2 separate regions of the Homo sapiens genome follow, and region 1 is linked to region 2. Evidence: read pairs that join two places in POLR2A ChIA-PET (ENCODE). Cell type or tissue: PC-3. All regions are shown on one strand.

Region 1 (4,000 bases), 170 kb before region 2:
ATTTACTTAATCTAAATGGGTCCAGATGTTGGGGTGATTACCCTTATCTTGTCTCCTGCTAAATCAGGGAGGTTTGGGTAGTTCCTTCAGATCCCCAATAAACTTGTCTGTGGAGGCCTGGAGAGTTTCTTCATCCCCAATAAAACTTGTTTAATCTTAACTGAGTCCTGTTGAGAATTCCTTCATTATTTTGTCATTCTTTAAGACCCTGGAAAGGTCTAGGCAAAACTCTTGGTGGGCTTTTGTTACATTCCAGCCTTTGTATAAGGGCACTGGCTTTTAATATTTAACTTAACCACTCAGTCAGTACTGAAAACAGTTGTTAAGGAGGCTTGCGTTAGTGAGACCTGGCCTGCCACAACATCACATTTATGGATATGAACTTGATTTTCAAACAGAAGTAGAACTGGGAGAACTGCATCAGAAGAAGACTGTCCTCCCCTACCCACAGGTGAACAGGGTTACAAAAAGCACAAGCTGGTTATGGCTCCTCCAGACACACACACATTTCCTAGGGAGTTATAGTGCCCTGAGTTAGTAGGGGATGGGGTTGTGCATTGCCGGGGCCAAGAGGTGTGATGATAGCCACCTTTCAATTCAGTGCTGTTTTTTTCTAACCATTTTTTTTAAAACTGTGGTACAATATACATAACCAAATTTACCTGTTAGCTATTTTAAGCGTGTCATTCAATGGCATTAAGTACATTCTCAATGTTGTGGAACCATCACCACTATTTCCACAACTTTTTCATCATCTTTTCAACATAAAAATGTAACATCTTAACCATTTTTAAATGTACGGGTCAGTAGTGTTAAGTACATTCATGTTGTTTTGCAATCTCCAAAACTCTTCATCTTGCAAAGCTGAAATTCTATACCCATTAAACAATAACTTTCCATCCCTCCCTCTCCTAGCCCTTGGCAACCACCATTTTACTTCGTCTCTCTGAATTTGACTATTCTAGGTACGTCACAAAAGAAGAATCATACAATATTGGTCCTTTTGTGTCTGGCTTATTTCATTTAGCATAATGTTTTCAAAGTTCATCCATGTTGCAGCTTGTATCAGGACTGCATTATTTTTACAGCTAGATAATATTCCATTGTATGTTTATACCATATATTGTTTATTCATTCATCTGTTGATGGACACTTGAGTGGTTTCCACACTTCAACTGTTTAAAATAATTCTGAAACCAATTGACATGCAAAATGTCTGATAAATATCTGTGATATCTCCCCTCCTCCCTGCCCCATCCCAACCAAGCCCCTTTCATCCAAGTTTGGGGCAACTATTAAAAAATAAAAGCGGCATTTTTGATACTCTTTAACATTGAGGCAACCAGATACCTAAAGAAAGAAAGTAGAATTGACGTAAAATTCCTTTTTAAATGGCTATCCATGAAATTTTGATCACAAGTGTAAATTTGGCATTCATGTATTGCACTCTGCGGAAATGGGACTAATAATCCATAGTGTCTTCTAGAGATGTGAAATGTGGGGTGGGGAAGGGGAGGTGAAGCAGGAAAATTGGGAGGGAAACGTATTCTTAGGATTTTTTCCTTCTCTACCTCCATTTTTTCAGCTCTCAGAATATACAAAACATAATCCTTTGAGTAAATTTAGCTGCAGCTCATTTTTTAAAAGATTCTTTTCCAGCGTTATTGAGGTATAATTGACATATTTGATTGTGATATTCATAAATTATGTTACTCTGGAGCTATCAGTATGAAATGAATTTTAGTCTTTCAAAACTTCCACTCTTAATGATACTTAATCCCCTAAAAATTTTGCCCTTGATCCAGTATTTCACTTTTAAAATAACATTTTAAGTTCAAGTATAATGTAATGTTGAGAAGTGCACAAATCACAAGTGTACCTCTCAAGAAATTTTCTCAAAGCAAACACACCCGTGTGCTACCCCCCAGATCAGGGAATACACCATTATCAGCCCCTGCAAACCTCCCTCACACCTGCTTCCAGGCTTTACCAGCCCTCTTTCCCACTGTCCTGACGTCTCATGCCATCAATCAGCTTTCCTGTTTTCGAACTCTGTTGGAATGGAATCATGTAACATGTCTGGCTTCTTTCCCTCAATACTGTGTTTGTGAGACTCATCCATGTTGTTTAGTGTAGCAGTTGTTACTTCTTCATTGAACATGAAATGGAACATAAACTGCTCCACTGTTCAATGTGAGGAATGTGTTTATCTCTGGTTTTATTGTTTTCTTTGCACAAGGAGAAGATCAGCTGCAATTGAGAGAACTGTGTACAGTCAACACACAGCAGAATGTCACATGGATTAGAATGACAGAACCCTTGAGTTTGAAAAGACTTTCAATGACATCTAGATATCCACCCCGGCAACCTTTCCCCTCTCCCGTTTTGATACAATGATTCCTCCTAAAACACTGCTCTGGTCATATCACTTCCCGTTCACTGTTGAAAGGCACCTGAAGTTCTCTGATCAGTCTTCCATAATTCCTGTCCCATTCACCTGGGCAGACTCCCTTGGCAGCTCCTCCTCCGAGGTACTGTGGGCTGGGCCTGCCATCTGGGGGCAGTTCCAGGGATGGGGCTGAAACTTCCCTTCCCTGTCATCAATTGGCCTGTGCCTTGTGCTCCCTTTTGACTTTTTGCTTTGTCAGGCCAGGCTCTCAATCCCTTTTTCATATGTGAATTACCTTCATTCATCTCATTCTTCTCTATCTCTTGTTCTTACCTTGTTATATTAAGAAAATATCTCTTCTCGCCATTTTCTCTCCTCTCAGAAGAGGGAATTTAAGAAAAAAAGGGGGAGGGGGTGGTGGTGTAGAAAAGACATCGTAAAAAGCCACTGCCCTGCTCATCCATCTCTAAAGCCATCTAAGTGTTCAAGAGGTCTCCTTCAGAAATTTCCATCAACTAGCAACCACTCTCATCTTAAAGTTGTTTTTCCTCAAAACCTGTGGTGAATATATTTTTAAAGTATTTTTCTGTGCTTTATTTAGTGACTCACATTGCAGCAGTGTTGTTTTCATATGCAATTTACAATATTTCAATCCGATGGGTTACTTTTATTTTCTTTTATATTTTTCTGTGTCTCCAAGGTTTAGAAAAAGAATGTGTTGTTACATAAATAGGAAACACAGTAAGTGTTATTTTAGAGAGAGGGGAAAAGGGAAATTTATGGCCAATATAGGACTTTTGCTGTTTTCTTTTATATTATTATGTATTTCTCCAAGTTTTCTAAAAGGATCATGTCATTCATGTAAATAGGAAATATAATAAGTGTTACCTTATGAAGGTAAAAAGGAGCTTTATGCTAAACAGGACCATCAGAAAGCTTTTTAAGCTAGGAGGTGGAAGAGAAAAGCTGTTGGAAGTACTCTTGGTATCAGATCTTGGCTTGTAATTGTGTTGGTGGCTCTGTAAGGTGTTTGTGGTTCCAGGAGGGGCTTCCCATGGCTCCAGGAGCCACCTCTCTCTTGAGTGTTATTTGTCGCTGGCTTTATGGTGATTCTCATCTTCTTGAGTGGAAGCAGGAAATGGGGCAGAATGCTACCTGAAGAGTGATTCACATTGCCCAGCAGTTTGTTGAGCTCTTCTTAATTGCAAACACCGGGTTCACAATGGAGACAGAGGATGACAATTTTCTTACGGTCCTGAGACAAGTTACCTACCACCTCAAGAATCTCCACCAACAGTTAAACGGCACAGTGTCGAGGTACAGGGATCAGCAAGGTTTGGCCTAAGCTTTTGTTTAGACTAGAATACTGCAATGGCTTCCCAACGAAAACAGTGAAAATGATACTTCTAAAAAGGCTTTGGTAGGCCAGCCTGGGTACCTGTTTGCTTGCAACTTTTTTTTCTGAGAATGCATTTAGTCATTTATTCAGCAAACATTTATTCAGTGCGTAGTTATGTGCAAAGCACTGTTTTAGTTGTAAGTTTAAGCATAAGATGTAGCTCCTGCTCTCCTGGACTATAAGGATAAGGCAGAGAACTATTACATAGGATG
Region 2 (4,000 bases):
CCTCCCACAAGTGCTGGGATTACAGGTGTGAGCTACCACGCCTGGCCAACTCATCCTATTTTTACCTATCTGAATATGAGATAACCCATCATTTTATTTTTACTTATTAGTGTTTCTCTCCACGCTTCTTATTTCCAGCCTGCAAGTGTAATGGGCATGCTGATACCTGTCACTTCGACGTTAATGTGTGGGAGGCATCAGGGAATCGTAGTGGTGGTGTCTGTGATGACTGTCAGCACAACACAGAAGGACAGTATTGCCAGAGGTGCAAGCCAGGCTTCTATCGTGACCTGCGGAGACCCTTCTCAGCTCCAGATGCTTGCAAACGTAAGTAACCTGTGGTTTCCAGAAAATAGGCTGATTTGTACAAGAGATGAATCTCTTTATCCCTCATTCTGCTAACCCAAAAGAAGGAGGTCATTGAGGTTCTGAGATAACACACTCACAGATATCGGTTAATTTCTTCATTGATAAGAGGCAAGAATTTTCAACCAGTTGGGTGAAAACAGTATAATATTCATCAAAGTAATTTCCTTTCTCATTCTCCATAAAGTAAAATTATTTCCTATAGCACTGCATTTTGGTAAACAGGATGACTAATAGAAAAAAGAGTGATGAAGAGGGAGAGCTATTTAAGATCTTAAGACTACTTGTGAGTAGAAGGTAGACAATAAATGGACTCAAGCTGATGAAATAAAGGATAGTTACTGCACTTGGATTATTCTTTTACCTTAACAGTGAACTTAAACATGAAAAAAGACTAGTTTTGGTTTCCTTATAAATCCATTTTGATTGACACTGCTCTAATGTATCCTCACTATCATAACTAATTTAGGAAATCATATTAATTTTATGCTCTCCCCCAAAATACTAAACTCTTATAGCATGGGTTCTGCTTTTTTATTGACATAACTCTGAGAAGAGGTTTATTTGGAGGCCAGGCATGGTGCCTTATGTCTGTAATCCCAGCACTTTGGGAGGCCAAGGCAGGCGGATCGTTTGAGCTTACAAGTTCGAGACCAGCCTGGGCAACATGGCAAAACCCTGTCTCTACAAAAACTACAAAAATAGCTGGGTATGGTGCTGTAGGCCTGTAGTTTCAGCTATTTGGGAGGCTGAGGTGGGAGGATGGCTTGAATCCAGCAGGCAGAGGTTGCAATGAGCTGGGATAGTGCCACTGCACTCCAGCCTGAGCAATAGAGCCAAACCTTTCCAAAAAAAAAAAAAGAGAGAGAGAGAGAGAGAGAAAGGAAGGAAAGGAAAGAAAAGAAAAAGAGGTTTATTTGAAAAAAGAATAGAATTTGAAAAGATCTATCCGATTCATAGGACATTATCTGAATTATGTGAATGTAAAGGGTGCATGCAGGGCTTATGTAAATGTCAACTGTGGATGAATAGCTCATCTAACCACATCAGTATTTACCCTCTCTCAGCTCAGAAATCATCAGATAACAGAAGCCACTCAAGACTATTAATGGAGATTGATGATCATGCCCTTCCTTTCCCTACCAAGGACTCCATGTTCTAGCTCAAAAACAGTGACAGGAAGAAAGCACTACAATGGGAAATAAGCATTTAAAACCTTGGGGTTATTTGCGAGTTTTTTAAAGGAAAAACTATATTGCTCTTTAAAAATATTTTTTTAACATCAGGGAGAAGATATCAATGTGCAATTTGAACAGGCTTGCTTGTTAAAAGCTTTTTCTCTTAAATAATGGCAGATAAAATATAGTACTGCTCACTTTCCACACCAAGCCCCAAATCTGGATCTGTGTCATAATATTTCTCCCAGCATCCTGTTTTACTCCTGCTCCTTGTTTGTACTCAGACTTTGTAATATTTAATAGGTTTCAAACAGATGTAGATTCAATGCCTTCACTGCCAATTGCCAGCTGTGTGATGTTATGCCAGCTATTGAAGCTCTTCAGACTTCAGTTTCTTCATATGTAAAATTCCTGCCTGTAGTGTAATGAGAACTATATAAGACAAAGTGTGTATATAAGATAAAAGAGATGGCACATTGCCTGTCATAGAATAAGCCCTCAAGAAACGAAAACTACGCCAGGTGGGGTGGCTCGCATCTGTAATCCCAGCACTCTGGGAGGCTGAGGTGGGAGGATCACTTGAGCCGAGGAGTTTGAGACCAGCCTGGGCAACAGAAGAAGACCCTGTCTCTATTTTTAATATTATATTTAAAAATAACAATAAAGAGGCTGGGCGCAGTGGCTCAGGCCTGTAATTACAGCACTTTGGGAGACCGAGACCATCCTGGCTAACACGGTGAAACCCCATCTCTACTAAAAATACAAAAAATTAGCCGGGCGTGGTGGCGGGCGCCTGTAGTTCCAGCTACTCGGGAGGCTGAGGCAGGAGAATGGCGTGAACCCGGGATGCGGAGCTTGCAGTGAGCCGAGATCATGCCACTGCACTCCAGCCTGGGCGACAGAGCAAGACTCTGTCTCAAAAATAAATAAATAAATAAATAAATAAATAAATAAATAAATAAATAAAATAACAATAAAGAAATAAAAATGAAAACTAGTATTATAATAACTGTCATGTCCTATAAGCCAGAAAGTGGAAAATAATACTATAGCGTTTCTACTCTTTATTGATCAAAAATACCTTATTTAAAGATAATTACTTCCTTAAAATCTGCAGCTCCTTAGGGTCTAAAATATAGATCCTAATCTCCATGTGCTAACAAAATGGTCTCTGCTTATAATAATGGTGTCTTAGAACATAGTCCTGACACCATTTTGTACAGAATATGTTTAAATGAATAGATATATATACGTGTGTATCCCATAGCCTCAGACCACTAGTAGAAATGTCTAAAAATGAGAATGTCTGAACTACTAAGCAGATAAAAGAGAAAAGAAAAATAATTTGTCACTAACTTGGATAAGTTATCTTGTAGGGCAACAGGTAACATTTTCAAAAAGATACAGTTATATAGCATTTCCTTGAACAGTATGCTGTACAGTATACCTAATGTGTTCATGTATTCATTCATCCAGTTACTTTTATTGAGCGCCTACTATGTGCCAGGTGCTTAAGATGCATCAGAGAATAAGACAAAGATCCTTGCCCTCAAGGAGCTTATATTCTGATAGAGGAGACAGACAATAAATATAACTAATAAGTGAAATATACAGTATGTGAGAAGTTCATAAGGGCTAGTGTCATCAAAGAAGAAAAAAATAAAACAAGAGGGAAGGGATCCAGGGAACCAAGGGCTTGGGGTGGGAAGAGGAGTGGCAGGGTACAGTAAGGGACAGGATGATGAGGGTAGTCCCCAGCACTGGGAAGGTGAGATTTCAGCTAAGATTTGAAGACAGTGAAGAAGTTCACCAAAGAGTTAACTGGGGAAAGAACATTCTAAGGAGAGGGAATACCTAAAGTGAACGTCTTAAGACAGGAAGGTGCCTGATGTGACAAAGGAAATAACATGGGGGTTAGCGTGGCTGCATCAGAATGAGAGTTGGGGGTGTCAGGAGATGAGACTAGAGAGGTGACTGGGGAGGGGAGAAAATCTAATATGTACTGATGAGCCACTGTAAGCTCACCAGCTTTTACTTGGAGTAAAATGATGAGCCACTGCAAGGGTTTTCAGCAGAGAAGTGGCATGGTCTGACTTAGTTTTCAAAAGACTGTTCTTGTGTTACACAAAGGCAGCTCAATTCATATTGAACTTGCACTTTCAGCATTCAGCTTTAGTTGAAGTTAGCAAGCAAACTAGTGATTCTCAAAGTGTGGCTCTTGGACCAGCACCATCAGCATCACCTGGGAAATCTGTTAGACTTGTAAATTCTCGGACCCTGAGACAGATCAACTGAATCAGAAATTCTGCAGATGGGGCCCAGCAATCCGAGTTTTCACAAGCCCTCCAGGTGATTCTGATGCACAGTAAAGTTTGAGAAACACTGATCTCAATAAAGCATGCCCCGCCCCCCCAAATTTTACATTGGTTAACAAAGCCAGTTTCTAACATTTTGCT

The links. ChIA-PET counts read pairs that join two places held together with the same protein. Peaks named below come from ENCODE experiments on the same cell type or tissue, not always from the same donor. Only the 100,000 strongest peaks of a DNase experiment are listed, where the experiment ranks them.
Region 1: POLR2A ChIA-PET joins it to region 2 with 5 read pairs; 2 of 35 experiments call an interaction of 5 or more read pairs at or near these places.

The regions. Positions count from the first base shown.
Region 1 is chr12:95,873,201-95,877,200 of GRCh38, reverse strand. All of the region lies in intron 13 of CCDC38 (coiled-coil domain containing 38), which reads left to right. Among named protein-coding and RNA genes, the nearest start is that of SNRPF, 16 kb to the right of the region's middle. In PC-3, no CTCF peak of the experiment used is centred here; no DNase peak of the experiment used is centred here.
Region 2 is chr12:95,706,768-95,710,767 of GRCh38, reverse strand. It overlaps NTN4 (netrin 4), which reads left to right. Exons shown (of 10, transcript NM_021229.4): 5 at 139-327. Among named protein-coding and RNA genes, the nearest start is that of NTN4, 82 kb to the left of the region's middle. In PC-3, no CTCF peak of the experiment used is centred here; no DNase peak of the experiment used is centred here; H3K27ac peaks cover 1,339 bases.